Linked DNA regions of Homo sapiens: region 2 is linked to region 1. The links are chromatin loops, found by intact Hi-C in ENCODE. Cell type or tissue: endothelial cell of umbilical vein. All regions are shown on one strand. Links, peaks and the distances in the headings refer to the core of each region. The heading gives the core; the rest is flanking DNA.

What was found. Peaks named below come from ENCODE experiments on the same cell type or tissue, not always from the same donor. Only the 100,000 strongest peaks of a DNase experiment are listed, where the experiment ranks them.
Region 2: it touches region 1 in a loop (23-fold over the local background); 21 of 110 quality-filtered maps call a loop at or near these places.

What each region holds. Positions count from the first base shown.
Region 1 is chr11:93,645,550-93,656,826 of GRCh38, reverse strand. No RefSeq gene overlaps it. Among named protein-coding and RNA genes, the nearest start is that of CEP295, 10 kb to the left of the region's middle. In endothelial cell of umbilical vein, for the core only: a CTCF peak has its summit at 4,542 (motif pointing right); a DNase peak (open chromatin) is centred at 4,556; H3K27me3 peaks cover 1,885 bases.
Region 2 is chr11:92,936,124-92,947,400 of GRCh38, reverse strand. It overlaps the pseudogene SNRPGP16. Among named protein-coding and RNA genes, the nearest start is that of LINC02746, 26 kb to the right of the region's middle. In endothelial cell of umbilical vein, for the core only: a CTCF peak has its summit at 5,218; no DNase peak of the experiment used is centred there.

The DNA of each region.
Region 1 (11,277 bases), core at 1,191-9,190:
GGAAATTCACTGGCTCTGTTCCATCTTTTAAATCTTTCCCAGCACATTGCTAATATGATGTGTATCAAAAATACGAATACCTGTTAAGACATAAGTGGGTAGAGTTTGAGTTTCATGCTTAAAGAGAGAGAGAGAAGTCTAGTTAAAAAGAAAAAAAAAGGAAATCATATACAACCCAAAAAAGTACATAGCCATTGAGGGGGCTTGGGTAGGGTGGGGAAGAGTTTTGAAGATGTGTGTTTGAACATCTACTTGACCAACAGTTAACCTCCAAAGCTCAATCTCTATTTATAAAATAGGGATAAAAATACCAAACATTTATTATGCACCATGTGTGCCAGAAATATTAATACCTACCCTATCTCATAGAGCAGTTGTAAAGATTACATTTTAAAATTTTGCGTCGTAAAGATCAAATAGAAAATTTCTAAATATCTTACATAGAAGCATATAAATAACTATAAAAGATCCTCCTATGATTTAGCCACCAGTCCAGACTCAGGGCAGGTGACTGCCGTACCACCATTTCTTTGTTACTGCCATTTGACTCACTTGAACTGATCCAGCTTACAGAGAACAAGAACATCAATCAGTTCTGTTTACTTAGCATTCCCTTTGTCCAAAATTATTTTCATTTACCTGTGAACATAACTGTAACCTACACCCTTGCTACCCAAAGGGTGGTCCAAGGACCAGCAGTGTTGGCATCACCTGGGAGCTTGTTAGGAATGCAGACTCTGAGGCTTCTCCCCAAACCTGCTGAACCAGAATCTGTGTTTTAACTAGATCTGCAGGCAATGTGTATACACATGAAAGTTTGAGAAACACTGTTCTACACAAAGCCCTATATGAGGTAAATAAGCTCGATGCTATACTGGACATTTTGGAATCAACAGGTGAATTGGTGATATTTCCTAACCACAAGCTTAGTTTTCTCATTGCATTATAGCAGACCCTTCAGTATAAGTCTCCTATGTACAGATCTTATCTCTTAGAGTCATTATGATGTATTGTTGTTCAAAGGAAATTTTGTCTCTTCAACTTCCTCCCTCTCAGTATTATCTACACATCTGATCCAGCCTCAGACACTCATCTCTGGGGGTCGTTTTCTTCAGCTGTCTCCTTGCATTTTTGCTTTTCCCTCCTTGGGCAGGGTATCTTGTTTCTACCCCAAACATTCTCTCTCTCCTTTCTTAAAAACTGTAAAGACTTCCTTTAATAGTTTGCTATGGCTGCCATAACAAAGTCCTGCAAACTGAGTAACTTAAACAACAGATGTTAATTATCTCACAATTCTTGAGGCTAGAAGTATGAGATCAAAGTATCTGTTGGCAGGGCCATATTCCCTCTGAAGATTCTAGGGAAGGGTCTGTTCTAAACCTCCTAGCTTCTGGTAGTTCCTTGACTTGCAGATGCGTCATCCCAATATCTGCCTTCAGCTTCAGATGGCGTTCTCCCTGTGTGTGGGTGTGTTTGTGTGTGTTTGTGTGTGTGTGTGTATGTGTGTGTGTGTGTATGTGTCCAAATTTCCCCTTTTTCCAAGGACACCAGTCATACTAGGTTTGGGGCCCACTCTACTCTAGTATAATCTCATCTTTAATTACATCTGCAATGATCCTATTTCCAAACAAAGTCACATGCAGAGGTGTTGGGGCTTGAGATTTCAACATATGGTTTCCTGAGGAACACAGTTAAGTCCTAACACTTCCTCTTGAAGCTAGTGCAAGGATTGTGAAGTACTTGAAACAACCCCGTTTGTTCATATGACTCCCAACTCAGGATTTCGCAGTATAAAATCATAATATTTTGCATGGGCAAAGTAGGTGGAATAGTTGCTTCTTATTAGTGTGGAATTACTGTTGTGTGACTCCAAGTGTTGCCCACATCTTCCTAGTATGCCTGCTGTGCTGCTGGCTTAAAATGTGAGCTTGTCTATGGAAAGGATGATTCCTGAGAGCATCAAGCTAAGTATGCACTGATAAGTAGTGAGATAAAAATGCCCTTCCCTTCATAGCCACAAATCTAAAAGCTACCCATCTTTCAAGGCAAATGTTGTCTTACAAATTCTAATGTCTACCATTTTATTGAGTCCTTAAGTAGCCTGGTATTACATGGCTCAAGTGACAGAGCTGGGGTTTTTACCCAGACATTTCTAACAGTAAAGTCCATACCCTTCCCATTCCTTTCTGCTCACCCCATTGTATTTGACTCCACCCCAATCACTCAATGTATTATTCCTTTTTTTGCACTGCTCTTAAGAAATACCCAAGATGGGGTAATTTATAAGGAAAAGAGGTTTAATTGATTCACAGTCTGCATGGCTGGGGAGACCTCAGGAAACTTATAATCATGGTGGAAGGGGAAGCAGGCAAGTCTTACATGGGTAGCAGAAGAGAGAGAGAAGCACGAAGGAGGAACTTCCAAACATTTATAAAACCATAACTCACTCACTATCATGAGCACAGCATGGGAAAAACCACCCCCATGATCCAGTCACGTCCCTCCTTCGACACATGGGAATTGCAGGTCCCTCCCTCAACATGTGGGGATTACAATTCGAGGTGAGATTTGGGTGGGGATGCAGAGCCAAAACATATCACTCAATAAATATTTACTGAGTTCTTGTGTGAACAATGGTCTATGCTATATGTGTTTCTCTTCTAGCCAGCTGTGATCTGTAGGTATCCTGAACTTTCTCTGCTAAACTTTAATCACACCTTCTACCTTGAAGGAAACCGCATCTCTACGGGGCTAGAACAATAGGTAATCCTCAATAAATATCTGATGAACAAATGAAAGAATGTATGTACTCACAAATAATAGACTGTTTTTCAGATCCATGTCCTGATTATTGTAGTATGATCTAGCTTAAAAAATAATTCTGGGCTTTAATTCATTGGCTAGTAGGGAGGCCTTTTCCACTATATGTCTGGTGTGATTAAACTTTGTGCCTGGTGTACCCTCTTTTACTTGACTTGTTCCTATTGAGTGGCACCTGATGACCCAATTCTGAAGTCAGATCTGTTGCATATGGTCTTATCACCATTTCAGTCATGCACCACCCATTACAGAATCACCTTTTCTGGAGCTCCCGGAGGCCCCTCCAGCATGTTCCATCTCCCTCACACCATGTCTGTGGGTTCCACATTTGGGCTCATGTTGACCTTTCTCCGTTAGATAAAGCCCTTATCCTACTTCTTTGAAATCTCATCTCCAGTAATACTTAGCAAGTTTCAAGCTTCTATTCTGCCCCTGCCTTTTCCCCCACTTTCTTTTTCTCTACCCTCCCATCTTTGCTCCTAAGACTTCACTATTGGGATTTCACTTTTGGGATTTTCCCCAAGCTCTCTGATAGGGATCTATGCATCCTGCACATTCTCTCCTCAGCTTTATTAAAGAGCTAAGGGCTTCACAATCTAATGTCATCAAGCCGCCAGGCCCAGGTCAGAAGAGGTGTGTACCTTTTCAGTAAATGTCCCTCTTTCACCTTCAACCCTAGTCACGGCACGCCAATCTCAGGAAGACCTAAATAACAAACAAAACCATACACATTTCACTGAGAGCAGAATTACCACCATCATGCCCATTCTACAGATGACAAAATTCACGCTCAGAAAGGCTAAATAGCTTGCCTGTTATTACTCATCTTGTCAACCACAAGAGGAGCACTCAATCCCTGGTCTTTTGACTCAAAATCTAAGGGTCTTTTTGCCAGCACAAATGCATACTAACATGTTAAAAAGAGTCACCTTTTGGGCTAGGAAATTTTGCATTCCTTTCCTTCAAGAACGGTAGGTTCCAGGCCAGGCATAGTGGCTCACATCTGTAATCCCAGCACTTTGGGAAGCCAAGGCAGGCAGATCACTTGAGCTCAGGAGTTTGAGACCCGCCTGGGCAACATAGTGAAACCTTATCTCTACTAACAATAAAAAAAAAATTAGCTGGGTGTGGTGGCATGTGCCTGTGGTCCCAATTACTCAAGAGGCTGAGACGGGAGGATCACTGGAGCCCAGGAGATAGATGCTGAAGTGAGCCATGATCACGCCACTGCACGGCAACTTTTTGAGACCCTGTCTCAAAAAAAAAAAAAAAAAAAGCTATGTTCTAGTTTTATGACATCCATCTCTGTTCTAAGGTATGACTCCTAGATAAACATTTATGATTTTTGAGGGAGCAGGGAAAGCATTTTTGGCACCTGTGCCTTCTGCTCCTCACCCCTGAGATAGCCACAGGCCCCCTTGATGACTCACCTTTATGGCTAGCCTCTCATGGCCTCTCCTGACCCTCATCTACTCTGCATCTCGTCCTTCAGGCTAGCTAGTTCAGGCTGAAGGATTCAGTTAGACTACTCTTCCTAGGCGCATGTTTGCATTTTAAGAAAGACATTCAAAGCCTTAACATAAGGAAGCAAGCAATGGGCCAGTTTAGGCACTGTCCTGCCTTTACATGGTAGTGACAAGGCCGGTAGTAGGAGATGCGGCAAATATCTCAAATGAATCCTTTATGGGTATTTTCTTGCAATTCCAGTTGGAAAAAAAGTGACAGAAATTATAATGTCTGCCACTAGGGGGCGGATTAGCCAAATTTTGGAATATTTGTGGGCGAGTGAGAAGACTCAGAAATTTTTTCTTTTCCTATTCTCACAAATTCCCCTGCATCAGACAAGAGGAGAACAGCATCACCAGAAATAGGAAAAAGCAAAGGCAGCAGCATTGCTACTGGCAAGAGCAGGGTCCCCCATTGTCATCCTCTCGAAATGTGTTAGTGCACGAGGGTAGCACACCCAGGTAACAACAGCCTGGTATTCAGTACCTGTTACGTGCCAGGCACTGTGCTAGGCACTTTACCTACATTGTCTTCCTTGACCCACACAGCAATCTTCTGAGGCAGATTTTTCAAATCATTATTTTACGGGTGAAGGAATAGGCTTGTGAAGGTTAAATACATTGCTCGAAAGCAAGCAGCTAATACGTGGCAGAGTTGGGATTTGTATTGCTGTTTGTGGGGAGTGGTAGATAGGTTAAGGAGGAAGTCTTGAAAGGACTTGATATTAAGTCACCATTCAAAGCCTCTAACAGAGCTTCAGCGAGAGGCACTGCCTGCCTTAGGCAGTGGCTCTAAGGAGAGAAAAGAGTTTTAAGCATATTATATGTGTCTATTGTAAAAAATAATATGGAATATCATAAAGAAGAAAGCAGAAACTATCTTCGAATCTTATGTAGATAAAGCACTTTTAATCATTTTTAGTCAGGACTTGACTATGCTGGTTTTTGTTTTGTTTCGTTTTGCTTTTTATTGTGCATGCATTACCATGTAAATAAATATAGAATCTTCACTAACAGTTTTAATGATTATGTTTTGTTGTTTTGTACTTAAACCCCTTAAATTGCTTACCCAGTACCTGCTGATAAACTTTTTATTAATTTTCAGGTTTTTTACCACTATAAACAATTGTGTAATAAATTCTTTGTGTTTGCTTCTTTCCAAGGTATCTTCTCTTTTATTTATTAGATCTCATCCTATCTCCCTTAATCAAACAGTTGTCCCTGTTTTTCCTTTGCCATTTTTCCTCTCTGTGCTATACTGTTTCTTTAGCAAACAGATATGAGATAATAACGCCCATCTCGTTAAAAAAAATCTTCTTTGGGCCGGGCATAGTAGCTCACACCTGTAATCCCAACACTTTGGGAGGCTGAGGCGAGCAGATCATTTGAGGCCAGGAGTTTGAGACCAGCCTGGCCAACATGGTGAAATCCCATCCCTACTAAAAAAAACACAAAAATTAGCTGTGTGGTTGTGCATGCCTGTAATTCCAGCTACCTGGGAGGCTGAGGCAGGAGAATTGCTTGACCCCAGGAGGCAGAGATTGCAGTGAGCCGAGACTGCGCCACTGCACTCCAGCCTGGGCAACAGAATGAGACTACATCTTTTAAAAAAAATTTTTTTCTTTGATATCACTCCACCTCCAACTCCAGCCCATTTTCTTGTTTCCTTAGACACCTGGAATGCTTGACAGAGTTGTTTATTCTTATCAGCCTTGCATCATCTTTTCTTGCTTCTCCTAAACCCACTCCATCAGGTTTTGTCCACATTCCTCCACACATAGTTCTTGCCAAGGTCACCATGACCTCCATGTTGTCAAGCCCTTGGTTTGTCCTCCAACTTCATCTTCCTTGACCTCTGAACCGCACTTGACACCTGATCATTACTTGTTGGAATTCGTTTGCCTTCCAGGACACCACCTTCTAGGAGGCTCTCCTATTTTATTGGCCACTGCTCTTCAGTCCCTTTTGTCTGTTTCTCCTCATCTTCCTGACCTCCAAATCTTGGACTATCGTGGGGTTCCATTCTCAGAACTTTTCTGTTCCTTACCTACATTTGTTCCTTAGGTGATCTCATCTGGACTCAGGACTAAATCCCAGCATTCTACTCCCACATATATATCTCCAACCTAGACCTTTCCCTGAACTCCAGATTCATAACCCAACTGCTTGCCTAACATCTCTACTTAGATGTCTAAGACACATCTCAAACTTGACAAGTGGAAAGCCCTTGATTTTTCTGAGTCTACCTCACCCAAATTTTCTTCCTCGGGCTTCCCCATCTCAATAAATATAATACTAACAAGTGCAAATCTCAGAATCATCCTTGACTCCTTTCTTTTACAACTCACATCTGTATCGTGAGGAAATCCTGATGGCTCTATCTTCAAAACGTATCTGGAACTCAACCACTTTCAGCCACCTCTGCTGTCCTCTCCCCCATCATATCTTATCTGGATTATCATGGCTTCCAAGTGGCTTTTCTGCTTACCAAGAAGTCAGAGGGTCTTTACAAATTCAAGTCATTGCTCATCACTGCTCTGCATAGGGCTCTCCGGTTCTGCCTGTCTCATTGAAAGTAAACCTCACGGTCTTACTATGGCTGACAATGTCCTGCATTATCTCAGAGCACTATCCCTCGGCCCCATCCAACCTGCTTCAGTTTCCATCCTCCCTCACTGTGCTCCAGTTTCACCGGCCTCCTTGCTGATCCTTAGACACACCAACATGCTCCCATCTCCACACCTGTTGTTCCCTCACTTGGAATCATCTCTTCATGGGTATCTCTATGTCTTGTTTCCCTGGTTCCTTAAAGTCTCTTCTCAAATGTGTCCTTAACAGAGAGCCCTTTCCTAATCACCCTGTAGGAGCAGGACATTCCATCTTCTCTTGCCCTGACCATTCTCACCACCAGCACTACCACCACTACCCACCCACCCACCCACACATACACCTCCCCACCACACACACACAGTTTTTGTCATTTGTCTCCTTTGACTATAATGAATGCTTCTTTGCTTATTTTGTTCTTGGCCCAGTAAAGAATATCCCTAACTCCTAATCTAATGCCTTGCACATATAAGAGCTCAGCAAATATCTGTTGGATGAAATAATGAATATTCATCTTCTAGTGTAGTTATCTTTTTATGATAGGTTTTTAGGAGTGGGATTACTGACACCAAGGGTATGAATATTAAAGACATATTTGACACATTCAACCATTTATGTTCCCATCAACAGAGTACTATTGACCCAACTGAAAATATTTGCCTATCAGATTACTAAAGATGAAAAAGTATTGACAAAACCTATCAACTTTGTCAATACTTTTCATCTTTAGTAGTCTGATAGGCAAATATTTACATTTTAGGATTATTTGAATGTTTTTCTGTATATATTTCTTGACCGTTTATATATATCATTTGTGTGAATTCCTAGATTTTATTCTTTGTCCACTTTTCTATTGCAATTATTTCCTGTACTGACTTGTTCTTTCTGCATTAAATCTTTGTTTAAATTGCCATTTTTTTTTCAGTTTAGCATTTGTCTTTTCATCTTATTTTTGGTGTTTTTGCCAAAAAGAAGGTAAATTTTTAATGCAAAATCATTCATTTTTCCCTTGTAGTTTTTGATTTCTCCAATAAGAACATAGTTATGTGAATGAATATTTGAATATTGAGCCTTCTTAGGCTTTCTTGGTAATGTTTATTAAGCATATTCTTTCCTTGGAGGTAAATGTCTTGATAAAGTTTTATATCATGAGTAGGTAGAAGGAGGTGGTACAGCACTACGTGACCCATCAAACATATAGTACCATGAATCTGGGGAGTAGGAATGCTATACCAAGGCAAAGTGACATGAAGCCAATTACTTGGGGAGTTCAGGGAAGGGTGAGCTGGCACAGTTGTTAAACATCTATACGTAAAGCAGGTGTCAGAGGGAGAACATCGTATAGTTCCTGGAAACTGTGCACTCACAAGGTTCTGCTCCGAGGAGAGACACATAAATGAACACAACTCCACAGGTTCTGGAGAAACAGAAAAGTTTACACTGACAGGCTTCTCAGGCAGTAGAATCATATATCCAACAGCAATTTCCCTTGTTTCCTCAGCAGTATTGGCTGACATATATCACCACTAAGTGGTGCTATACATAAGCATAGCTAAGGCAGCTGTCTCCCTCTCATCCCCCTGTGTATCAGGCACTAAAGATGTCCTCAGGTGCAGAAACAATACTTTCTCGTCCCAGTATAAATGGGATGAGTTAGGGTAGCGCTTTCCATCCATTGTCCCACAGATGGGTTAAAGTGTACTGACATATTTATTCCTGGTAAACATGGCTGCTGGTAGAGGCCCTGGGTGGCCTGAATCCCCAACCCTTACTCCTCAAAGTACTGTTTGTGGACTAGCAGCATGGACATTTTCTGGGAGTTTCAGAATCTGCATTGTCACAGATGTCCAGGTGATTTGCCAGGAAGTTCAGAAGCTGTGCCCAAAACAATTGACTCTGGTTTTGAACAACATCATCCTTTAATTCCACTTCAATGTATTATCATTCTTTGTTTCTTGATTGCGAGAACATTTGGAGAGCACTGATTATTATAATCAGACCTAGGAAGATGATCAAACAATGTGGTTGCTGCTATTGTTTTTTAAATTGCTCTGTTTTCTGGAAAAGTATGGACACTATTTATCATTTGATTTTGTGGGCTTTGTAGCCCTCTCTAATTGTTCACATATAATATAAAGCTTGCCCCTTCTTAATGAGACTGTGAGATCTTAAAGAATAAGGACTATTTTATCTTATAACTCTTCCTCATAATTTTTTAATACTATAAAGTGGTGTTTTGCAAACTTTGCATAGGGATCACTGTGGGGAAGGTATCTTGTTAAAATGCAGATTCTTATTTAGTAGATCTGAGATTTGGCATATCAAGCAAGCTCTCAGGTGATGCTGATACTGATGGTCCACGGACCACATTTTGAGCAGCAAGGTTATAGGGTATTCATTTTATTCTCACAATGTGTTTATGAGGTAGGTGAGTTTGATATTATCCACATTTTATAGATGAGGTACCTGAGGAACAGGAAATTAAAGTCATGCCCAAGATCCCATAGCTAGTAAGTGATGGAGTTGGATTTCCCATGGTGTTTGCCTCTTATAACCCATTCTTCCTTTGCACAGTAAAGGATAGAAGGGCAATGGAGACTGGCTCTAGAATTGCTAGAGGCTCTAGAGCAGCCTAGGGTCTAAGGCAAAAATTTTTTATCTCCTCTTTGGATGGCCATGACTCAGATAGTGTGTTTTAGACTGGCATTATGGTGAATAAGAGTTTTGTACCAGGGGGACATTTGGACACTTTCTCAGTGGCTACAAAATAAGTTTTACCCAAGATACTTATTACTTTACATCTATCTATTCTGGATCACTTGTAGCACTTTAAAAACATAGATTCCTGGGCTCCACCGAGAAGATACCAAATCAGCATCTTCAGAGACAGGAGTTCAGGCATCTGCATTTTTTTCATTTAAAATTTTTTAAGGGACCGGGGTCTTGCTGTGTTGCCCAGGCTGGTCTTGAGCTTCCTGGTTTAAGTGATCCTCCCACCTCAGATGTGCCACCACACCTGGCTTGGCATCTGCATTTTTCAAAGCACCACATGTGATTCCAATGGATGATGAAGGTTTCGTAAAAATCACTGCACACTCTCTCTTTCCATCTTCACCAAGCTGAATAATGGAAGAGCTAATGATTATTAAAACTTACTGTAGGCCTGCTAATTGCCCAACGTGTGGATAGAGGACCAGCAGCACTGGCTTTACTAGGAAGCTTGCTACAAGAAGTAAGAATCTCAGGCCCCAACTCACATCCACTGCATCAGAATGTGCATTTTAACAAAATCCCCAGGTGATTTCTATGCACACAGAGTTTGAGAAGCACTGCTTTACATGCATAATCTCGTTTCACTTTATCTTTCCAACAAATTACAAGGTAATTTTTCAGATGTGTGGGTGTTGAGGTCTAGGGAAGTTAAGTAATCTGCTAGTAAGAATTCAAACTTGGCTCCACCTGAGTCTAGAACCCACATTCATAACAAATATATCAGTGATTCTCGCAATTTAGTATATAGAAGATTTACCTAGGGAGCTTATTAACAATATTGATTCCTGAGCTTTCTCCCTGAAATTCTGATCCAACCCATCTGAAGCAGAGCCCAGAAATCAGCATTTTAACCCTTCCATCCCAGGAACTTCGAGGGAGGTGACTGCAGAACACAATTTGCAAAGCACTGGCACTTTATTATATTTACCAAAAGTACTTTTGGGGAGAGAACTACCCTATATTTTCAAAGCACCTCAAAATGAGAGCTTGACTGATAGTAATAAAGTTTTTTTTTTTTTTTTTTTTTTACCAAGTGCTGGATTGAGATCCCCTAGGCACCTCTGGATCTAATCCCAAGCTTTGGGAGAAAGCATGAAGGAGGCCAGATAAAGACCCAGATCTATTCGAGAATAAACCAAAAAGCTTATTTTTCACACTTTCCAAAACTTAACACAGACAGGGATGTTGGTTACCTTTTAAAAATTTTATTAGATTTCATGTATAATTTAAATCACTGGGTGGCTGTAACTCCTGCTAATAAATTGTGTACACCCTGAACACAATAAAAATCAGCCGGTACAGCAGAATGGGTCTGTTCAGTGCTGAACCTCTAAGGGCATGGCAAAGTTAAAAAGGGATGAACGATGACTAGCCACAGAGGTGCAGGATCTCTCCTCTTGAATTTTATTTCAACAAAATACATTTTTAAAACATGTTTTGTTTGACACAATACTCCTCTCCTGAAGACCTCAGGGTGCTCTGTGTACACACACACATAGACGCATGCATGCACGCACACACTCACATTCCTATTGCCTTCATCTGATGCTTACCACAAGGATGTACAAACAGG
Region 2 (11,277 bases), core at 1,889-9,888, 710 kb after region 1:
ATAGTACAAAATGATTCTCTAGTTGAATGGGTATTTCTTCCTAATTCAGCCTTTAAAACTCTTTCAATATATCTTGATCAAATAGCCACTTTGATTGGGTTAGGATGTCAACATATCACTAAAGTTTCCAGCTTTGATCCAAACATTATTGTAGTCCCTTTGTCAAAAAATGAAGTTAAAAATGCCTTTTCTACATCCTTGTGCTGGCAGACTAATCTGGCTGACTTCATTGGCACTATTGATGATCATTTGCCTAAGTCAAAATTCTTTCAATTTCTAAGAAATACTTCCTGGATTCTACCAAAACTTACTCGTTCATCACCACTAGAGACAGCCATTACCATTTTTAGTGATGGATCCAGTAATGGAAAGGCAGGGTATGTAGGACCAAAAGATAAAGTCATTTCTACTCCATACAATTCTGCTCAAAAAGCTGAGTTGTTTGCTGTTATCTCTGCATTACAGGATTTTGATCAGTCTCTTAATATTTTCTCTGACTCAGCATATGTAGTGCATGCCACTAAGGCAATAGAAACAGCTACCATCAAAAATATTACTGACACTAATCTGTTTTCCTTTTTCTCTTTGTTACAAAAAACTGTCTTTGTTACAAAAAACCGAAACCACTCTTTTTTCTTCACTCACATTCGTTCTCATACTAATTTGCCTGGACCTTTATCCAGTGGTAATCATAAAGTTGATACTCTAGTTTCTCTAGCCATTACAGATGCAGAACAATTTCATCAACTCACTTATACTAATGCCAGAAAAACATTTCTCTGGTAACCGTCCTACAGTAAACCAAGGAAGAGAAGTATGGTGGAAAGATGTTCAATCTAATATATGGTCAAAAAATTCTATTTTAACGTGGGGAAGAGGTTATGCTTGTGTTTCCCCAGGTGAACATCAATCTCCTGTTTGGATTCCTGCTAGACACATGAAATTGTGTCCTGAAAATGCATACAACAACGAGACAGAGAAATTTGCTGAAAAAGCACCACAGCAAGAAACAACTAACACATCCAATCGTCAAAAAGAAGAAAATGACCACGCTAACTCCTTTACAACAGACAATCCAGTCAGCCTTCCTGAACAACTTGTCTCCAGAGATCCAGGTCTGGCTCAACCTCTGCCTCCTCCTGATGACACTGATCCTTCTACCCTCTGTTGCCCCACAGACTGTTAAAAACTATACACATTGGGCCTATATTCCTTTTCCTCCTCTTATTCGAGCCATGACATAGATGGACGCTCCTATCGAGGTCTATGTTAATGATAGTATTTGGATGCCTGGTTCTGTAGATGATCGTTGTCCTGCCCAACCTTCAGAAGAAGGAATCCCTTTCAATATCACTTTAGGTTTTAGGTGTCCACCTTTGTGCCTGGGACCCACTAATGGATGTCTCTCATTAGATATTCAAACTTGGGCGGTCACACTACCATCTGGTCACTCTGTCCCTCCTTTGGGACACTTGGTATCAGGGCTCTCATTAAAACCTCTAAGGCAGATCAAAACAGAAATCACTGAATATATTCACACAACCCAATATAAGCCTTTAGGACCTGCATGATCTCTCAACTTGTCTTCAAATGCTGACAAATTAATATGGAAAGATTGTGTTAGCTCAGAAGGAACTGTGTTATTTAATTCTTCTCAGTACACCATTGTTGACTGGGCTCCCAAAGGTCATATTACTAATGATTGCTCTCAAGGTCACAAAGATTGTCAACATTTTCTCTATGATATTACTTATCAAAAAAGTAGTGACAACCCTCCCCTGTTATATCGTAGATTTAACTCCTTTTTTCCTCTTAAGTGGAAAGGGGCAGGGGTTGCCCCTCCAAAGCCAAGGCTCATTGTTCTGCACTTAGAACCTGAACATTCAGAATTATGGAGATTAACAATAGCTATGACTGGTATGAGAGTTTGGGCTGGAGAAAGTGTTATAAGTAAATCCACCTTGTCACCTCAAAATATATATACTATCTATATGGAGTCCAACAAAACTATATCACTTAAAAGTTGTGTTAAACTACCATATACGTTATTAGTAGGAAAGATGCATGATAGTTCAGAAACCAACATAATTACCTGTGTTAATTGTTACTTGTGTATTTGTATTGACTCATCCTTTAATCAATATCATAGTATTTTAATAGTCAGAGCCAGAGAAGGTATTTGGCTCCCTGTAGCCTTACATGGGCCTTGGGAATCTTCCCCCTCTATCCATGTTATTAACAATATTCTACAGAAAATTCTTAAAAGGAGTAAATGATTTATTTTTACATTAATTGCAATAATAATGGGCTTGATTGCTGTAACTGCGACTGCTGCTACTGCTGGAGTTGCATTACATCAATCTATTCAAACTGTTCATTTTGTGGATAAATGGCAAAAAAATTCTACTCAGATATGGAATTCTCAGTCAGGTATTGATAAAAAATTGGCTAACCAAATTAATGACCTAAGACAAACTGTTACATGGATGGGAGATAAAATTATGAGTTTAGAACATAGATTACAAATGCAATGTGATTGGAATACTTCTAATTTTTGTACAACTCCGTTTCAATAAAATGAGTCTGTTTACAATAGGGAATCAGTAAACTGTCATTTACAAGGAAGTGAAGATAATTTAAGTTTAGACATAAGCAAGCTAAAAGAACAGATTTTTGAGGCCTCACAAGCACACTTAACTGCTTTACCTGGTGCTGAAGTTTTAGGTGGTATCTCTGAGGGATTATCTAATCTCAACCCCATTCAATAGGTAAAATCTTTGGGAGGATCCACTATCGTTAATTTTGTTTTGTATATAATTTGTGCTATTGGTTTATTGTTCATGTGTAAAATTGGAAAAAATATTCTTCAATCCAATTGTGATCAGCACCAAGCTATGATTGCTATGGTTCATTTAAATCAGAGAAAAGGGGGAGATGTAGGGAGACCCCCTGAAACTATTGCTATGGAATAAAAGATGAAATGCTCCTGATTATTGTAAATAAAAAATTGCATGCAGGATTGTGTAAAGACAATGCCAGGTTGGACTGCCAGAATGAGCCAACAGCATGTGATGTGCTTCCCCCTGCAGAGAGCCTATGAATGGACGTGCAGTCAGGGAGGTTTCACATCATCAAGATTCCTATCCCAGAAAAGCAGATGTTCATAGCTCTAGGAATGGAATGCGACCTTTGTGGAGAGCCTATAAACGGATGCATGGGGGGTGCCTGTCCATATGGATAAGATAGGGCTATAAATGCCCTCATCTTGCCACGGCTCTTCTAGGCCTCTTGAGGGTTAAGGCATACTCCCTTCTGAGAATTTCTGGTCTAACCGGTTGTCTAGCTTCATGTCCTGTTTCTATGGATTGTTTGTAACCAGCTTTTGTTGCAACTGTTACTGCTGATTAATATCTTGCTAATCATAGGTTATGGAAAGATTGTGTTTCTGTTTTAAGCCTCTGTTAGAAATTACTGATGCACACACTATATTGTAAATTCTTATCTCTGTATACTGTACTTCTACATACAAATGTACTGTACTTCTACATACAAATGTTATGTTAAAGAATTACTTCATCCCCATGTGACCATCTCACCTCATAATCAAATGACCCTAAATCCCTCACTAACCTACCCCCTCCTCACTAAACTTAATAATAAATGCTGGCATATCCAGTGCATCGTTGGCACCGTGGGACCAGAAGGCAGTGACCCCCCCTGGACCCAGCTTTCACTATCTTGTGTGTGTCTATTATTTCTCAACCTGCTGATCTGCCTGGGAACAAAGAGAGAGCCCCATTGCATTGCGGGCTGCTGGCCAGATCCCGCAATAGCTAAAGAGGAACACAAGTATTTGCCTAAAGTTTTTTCTCTATGTGCAGAGTATCTGCATTTTTTGAGATGCATGGAAGTTATAATAATTAAGAGCAGTGATTTCAAAACCCAGATTTCTATAAAAAGTCTGTGGCAATTTAGGCTTTCTCTAACCCTCTCTTCAAAACCCTTCCAGGTTCCATCCACTGCCTACACTCCTACATTTCTAGATATCACTTCTAGGTACCAAAATCTGTATTAGGTACCTATTGCTGCCTAAGACTGTCATCATAAAATTAGCATCTGAAAAGAAGAAACACTTACTATCTCACAGTTTCTGTGGGGCCAGAATCTGAGTGTGGTTAGCTGATGTCTCTGGCTCAGGGTTTCTCACAAGGCTGTAATCAAGATGTTGGATGGGGCTGCGGCCATCCCAAGACACATGGGGGAAAACCCTCTTCCAAGCTTCCAAGCTCACTCACCTGGTTGTTGGCAGCTCACAACTTGACAGCTGGCTTTCTTCAAAACAAAAGAGTAAGAGAGTGAGAAAGGTGCTGAAGACAGAAGTGACAGCCTTTTTGCAAGCTGGTAAGTAAGATACCATCACTATTGAAGTAGTCTCTATTGGGCGGCAGTCACTAGGTCCAGCCCATACCTCCCGGCGGAGGGATCACGCAAAGGCATGAACACCAGAGGGCAGGAGTCATTGGGGCCATCTGCCACATTTACCTTCTTACTACGCACACCTTCCATTCTTTCCTTCCTTACCTCTTCCCTTCCTTCCTCATTCTCTCTTCTTCCTTCCAGGGCTTACTGTAAGTCTACAGTGGCCCGGGAGCTACACCAGGCATTGGGAATGCAAAGCTTATGAACACTGAGGTTTGCAGCCCAGTGGAGAAGAAAGGTCCAGTAAAATAACGTTTTCCAAGCTTCAGCCACTCGCTGTTTTGGCCATGTACATGGGCTTCTTAAATCTTTTCTAACTCAATGTTTTTCTTTAAAGTGATGGACCTTTAAAATATGGCCTCATCCTAAACTCATGGTTTTTGACTTTGACTGCCTGATGGCGTCACCTTGGGAGACTATTTAACCTGGAGATGTAGGGGATGTGGTTGACACCGGGCATCCCGTTCTCCCACCCCACACTTGCTTTACCATGTACTTATGCCCACCACAGTTGGGAGGTGACAGCTTACCTGGGGAGGAGATCCGTTCTTTTGCTCTTTGGAAACAGACTCCAAGCTTTGCCCCGTATTATTCCTCTGTTCTACCCTTCACAATATCCCCTGCCCTTACCCCTTTTCTGAATATTCATCAACCAAAGGGCAGTGCATCAGTGAAGGACAAATCTTCACAAAAAAGATACTTCCCGTTTGTTTTATTAAAAAGAAACGGAGCATTATTGTGGGCACTTGCGACTCCCAGTGGTAGAGAAGGGAAAATACATTCAGTGATGTCGGGGTAGGAGAGAAGGGAAGGAAGCATCTTTCACCAGCTCTCCGGAGCCTTTGCTTACACTACAAATGCAAAACAATGTCTCTAGGGGGCTAAAACAACACACACAAATAAGAAAACACTTCCACCTCTCATCCCTTATCCTCCGCAGTTTTATTCACATCTAAGTCAGGTAGCAATAGTCACCTCCACCAGTACAAACACAGCCAGAAGCTATAAGTGTCATGTTGTTCCCTCATCTTGCCCTTGGCCTCTTGGAGCTTAAGGACTGTTAATGACCACAATCCACTGAGACCACCCCTACTCCTGCCTGCCGAACACCCTCAGTGCTGTTTAAAAGCTCAATCCATGAGCAGCCACCTATGCCAGGCTCTGGGCTAGCATTGAGTGGAGTGGAGCAAAGGTGAGCCAGCTGCCCACTCTGTTCAGGTCATCTGTCTGGATGTCCCCTCCTTTGTATTTACTGATTCTGCCAGGCAAGAAGTTGAGGAGATTTATTCATTTCATTTAACAAATAGTAACTCACTGTCTACTGTATGTCCTGCATTGTTTCAGGCAATGAACAAAAAAGGCCTTGCTCTCAGGGAACTTACATTCCCAGCTACTGAACCTCATGTTCTTGTCTTTACTTAACCCCTGGGTCCCAAAACCTGCCCAAATGGAAAGAAATCTTAGTGATTCTCCAACTCCTGTCCCCTGTAAGTGAGGTTACTGAAGCCCACTGAGGTAATGTGCCCGGCCTGAGGTCACAGAAGAAGACACAACAGACTCTAGACTAGATCCCAGCGTCCCAGCTAGAGATAAATGTCAAGACACTCACAGCTGTGGGCACAAAGCTGTCTGTCTGGAAGCATTTTGGGAAAGTTAGAAACCTAGTGAGCGAACATATTTTAATACATCAATTTCATCAACTGGCGAATGAATCAGGTAAAGAGAAGTAATTATATCTTTTGGTTAAAAAGCAAAGTACTCTCAGGGACTCACAGACTTCTTATGAGACTGTCTTTTCTGCCTCCCTGAGTTCAGGCAGGATTCATCTAGAAGCATCCTCTGTGGGTGAGGGGAGCAGAGGCACATGGCACAGCGAGAGGCTGCCCAGTGTAGCAGAAGCTTCTCCAACATCCGCCCAAGTACCCCTCCTGACCAAAGGGGCTAATCCATATCTCAGGGACCTGAGGAGATAGTCCTATGCTGCAGGAGGAAAAGCAGAATTGAAGTCTCATATTTTACTATAAAAACCAATATGAGTGTTGCATTCTGAGGCACTAATATATCACTATGCTTAACATAAAAATGATATTTTTACCCAAATATCTGAATAAAATAAATTCTGTAGAAGGATACACCACCTTTATGCAGAACACCTTATCCATTACCCCTGGGCCTAAGAGCCTCCATTTTGAGAAGCACAGACCTGGTTCCAAACCCAACTCTGTCTGTGGAATGCTAGCAAATTAACTTACTGCCCTGGAACTCAATTTTCTTATCTGTAAAAGCAACACAAAGTTGTGAGCTCTAGAGAGAGTAAGGACCACTGAGAATGGTAATACCATTGTCAATACAGAGTTTTACAAGTTACCAAGCATTTTCCATGTGTTACCTTATTTTCATAGGAAGAGAGCAGATCTGGAAGCCAGTTAATCTTGGCTTTGCCAGAGTGGCTCTGTTGGTCTTGGGCAAATGGAGTAACTTTTGTGAGCTTCCACAGCCTTATTCATGAAAGAGGTGTCATAATGACGCTGTGGGTTATTGTGATAACTAAACACACATAAGGTGTGCAGGCTTCAGTAAGTGGCACATCTCACTAGTGCCTGGAGCAGCTGCTGTGAGTGGGTGAGAACACCAACCCAAGTCAGACAGGCTTGACTCTCACTAACTGGGTGTCCTTGGGCAAATCACTTAACATCTTTGTGTCTCAGTTTCTTTTACCTGTTAAATAAGGATGAAAATAGTACCTTCTTAGAAAGTTGCGAAGATAAAATGAGTTACTATAAGACACACTCACAATAGCTGCTGGCTCAGAATGTTGAGTATTCCAGTAAGTACCTGTGCACAGTTGGCTGGCCTTATCATTGGCCTCTTTGGTTAGGAAACCAGAGGCTTAGAGAGGTTCTCCTCCATCAACATGACTTCTCTTCCCCAAGTGGAAGATCTAGTATTTGAACCCAGATTCCCTGATTCCAGAACCAGTGGTCTTTTTCACCATGCCCCACACAGGAGTGGGGGTTGCACGTCCTATAGTAGTTTATCTTCCACTGCAAGCCTTGAATCACTCGGGCACACACATAGAGGTCAATGCCCACACAGTGATGCCAAATATGAATAGCAGAGATTCTCAGGTTACTTACTTCTAGTTCATGAAATAATGCATTATTGCTTCCTGGAGAGGTCGGAGAATAGAAAAAAACCTCTGTGCCCCGTGACTCTAATGGAATTTCTGTCGGAGATGAAGCAACCTTCTCAGTTACCTTAAGATGTTAGAAGAAGCCAACATTATCCTGATACTATATGGGCCCAGCAGAGTTGTAAAATGTAAAAACTGTGAGAGATCACAGATTGTGTCAATGAAAGAGAAACCTAGGCTTTTACAGAATTAAAGTTAGTTTCACTGAGTCTTCCCTCAGATGGCAATCCAGGTGAATCTTTCAGTTTTGGTTAGACTGCTCCAAAGCAGTGTATGAACCCATAACTTACGTATTAGATGGTGGAGGTTCTACATGTGCTCAGAAGTTACATTAAAGCAAAATCTCATCAAAGCCTGGGTGTGAGAGCACATCTGATTATAGATTGCAGAGGGAAAATCATTAATACTGTCAGACGTTACGTACAAGAAAAGGCAAGGGCTGAGATCATTGAGCTTATCTTTTCTAAAAAACACAGTGATTCAGGTAAGAGACATGAAAACCTGAGGCATGGCTTCTTCACTGCAAGGGCTGGCTGTGAGACTGGCCAGAGGCAGATGTTTGCTACTTCGTCTCATAATTATTTTCTCCAAATAATAAGGAAATTGAGGTCTATGGCTCTTAGACCCCTTGACCTACAAGCTATATTTGTTTGATCTATTCTATTTAATAACCAGAGGCTTCCTCATTTGGGCCCCACCATGCATCCTCCCCCACTCAAAAGGGAAAAACAAACTGTTTTTCTTTACTCAGTTACTTCACTTTTGACACCAGATGTGTGGGTTTTTCACATCAACAATTCTCCAATCCTCTGTAGGCATTAACTGGGTGTCTTACAATTTAATTCTGAGAGTTAGCACAGACCCCACCACTAACGGGCTCAGCCCCACGAGATGGCCCCCAACTTCAGATACCAATTGCAAGCACAAGGTTGTTACCTGTACTTCTGAGCAACTAGCCATAAATCAACGGTTCCCATGACCTCCTCCTTGGGTTTAACCATTTGCTAGAATAGCTCACAGAACTCAGAGAAATACTTATGTTTACCAGTTTGTTACAAAGTTATGGAGCATGGGCAAGACATGGTGGCTCACGCCTGTAATCCCAGCACTTTGGGAGGCCGAGGCAGGTGGATCACGAGGTCAGGAGATGGAGACCATCCTGGCTAATACGGCGAAACCCCGTCTCTACTAAAAATACAAAAAAATTAGCCGGGCGTGGTGGCGGGCACCTGTAGTCCAGCTACTCCGGGGGCTGAGGCAGGAGAATGGCGTGAACCTGGGAGGCAGAGCCTGCTGTGAGTCAAGATCGCGCCACTGCACTCCAGCCAGGGCGACAGGGTCAGACTCCGTCTCAAAAATAAATAAATAAAAATAAATAAACAAATAAATAAATAAATAAATAAATAAAGTTATGGAGGATGTAGATGAACTGCCAGATGAAGAGGTACATAAGAGGTATGTGGGAAGGCTACAGATCTTCCATACCCTCCCAGGATGCACCATGCTCCAGGTATCTCCATGTGTTCAGCAACCTGGAAGCTCTCAGAATCTGTCCTTCTGAGTTTTTATGGAGGCTTCATTTATGTAGTGCCGATTGATTAAATAATTGGCCACTGGTGATCAACTCAACCTTCAGTTTTTTTACCCTCCCTGGAGACAGGGGGCTGAAAGTTCCAACCTTCTAATCACATGGTTGGTTTCCCTGCCAACCAACCCCCACTCGCAGACACTATAGGACACCGTAGCCAAAAATAATTTTATTTGCATGCAAAGAGACATTTATCCCTTTGGAGACTCCAAGGATTTTAGGAATGATTCCAAGGGTTTTAGGGGAGGATGAAAATAAAATTGTATATTTCTTAGTACATAGCAATATCACACCCACCTATTTAACACTACCACCTACCCTCTGTCATTCTGTGTCCAACTTTTTTGACTATTACAAAAGTTTATTTAATAAAAAGTTTAATATGAAAATGTACACGATCTAATTTTTACATCATAGAGAACAGACCCTTTGGAGAGGGGACATGAATTCCTCTGCTGGATAGCCATTATTTAGACTTGTTCCAAGGCTTTTAACGTGATGATACTGTTTCCTCCTATTTCCACTGTTCTAATATTGTTCTGTTGCCCACTAATTGCCATCTTCACACATTCATCTATCATAAGATTCATAAAATGACTGAATCCCCACAGTATTCCTTGGACACATCTACCACCATTTAATTTCAGTGACAACTTGTCCATAAGTTTTTTCAACTTGAGAGAGTGAGCTTTGTTCATGGTGTCTACTGAGCAGGCTCAGAGATGCACTGAAATGGAATTTATGGCCTCCATCACACTTCACAGATAGGCCCAGTGTTTAGTGTCTGATGTCACTCATTCTATTAGCCAATTGATCGTGGGCCTGTGTCCAAAATTTCAAGTCTTCTCCTTTGCCTGCAAACCTCCAAGCTTCCCTCCTCCCTTGCTTTCTCCAAGCCCATGACCCCCTTCCTACTACACAGAGAAAACAGAAGCTATCATAGGAAATGCTCATTGCTTCCACAGACTCACCTTCTACTGTGTCAACCCCTCAATCTGTCCTGTTCCTGGAGAAGAGAGGCTCTCTTCCTAGGCAATGTCTGGGTCTCAGCCTGCCTTCTTGAGGAGCTTACACTATATTAATTTTATCTGTTCTCTCGTAAATCTGTATCTCAGACTCTCCTGGCTCCTTCCAATAAGCATTTGGGCAAGTTTCCACCTCTCCCTCTTAAAAACCTAATAAAAACCCTCCTTGATCTCATATCCCCCTTTAGCTACTTCTTTACCTCTTTTGTTAGTGACCAGGTTCATTCTGCCATCACACAGCAATCCAATCACTGTGATGATGGATTTCTGCCTAAGAGGAAAAATTGTATTCACAACACTGTAATGCAAGGAAGCAGAAGAACAAATCTCCAGCAGGCCTCCCCAAAAATAGAGCTTGGAGATGCTTATGAGAAAGAAAGCAGGATGGTCTAAAGAGTTGGAAAAGATGATTGGCGGGTAGGAAAGGTGAGGTTGTTGGGATTTCTGCAAGCATAATTGAGCTACACAGTTCATCACATGACATGTGTGCAGAAAATGGCAGTGTTAGCATGATCTGAGGGTGGAGTTTTTGGCTCTCTGACATTGAAAGGTCATTCTTTGGTCACCTGCACAGGCCCAGTTGAAGGATCAGTGGTCTCAACCAGCTTGAACTGGAGAAGAGCTTCCCCCCTATAGTAACAGTTGCAGCTTTTTTTTTTTTTTTTTTTTTTTTGAGACGGAGTCTCGCTCTGTTGCCCAGGCTGGAGTGCAGTGGTGCGATCTCAGCTCACTGCAAGCTCCGCCTCCTGAGTTCACACCATTGTCCTGCCTCAGCCTCCTGAGTAGCTGGGACTGCAGGCACCCGCCACCAAGCCCGGCTAATTTTTTTTTATTTTTAGTAGAGACGGGGTTTCACCGTGTTAGCCAGGTTGATCTCGATCTCCTGACCTCGTGATCCACCCTCCTCAGGCTCCCAAAGTGCTGGGATTACAGGCGTGAGCCACCGCGCCCAGCCTTTTTTTTTTTTTTTTTCTTAACAGAGTCTCACTCTC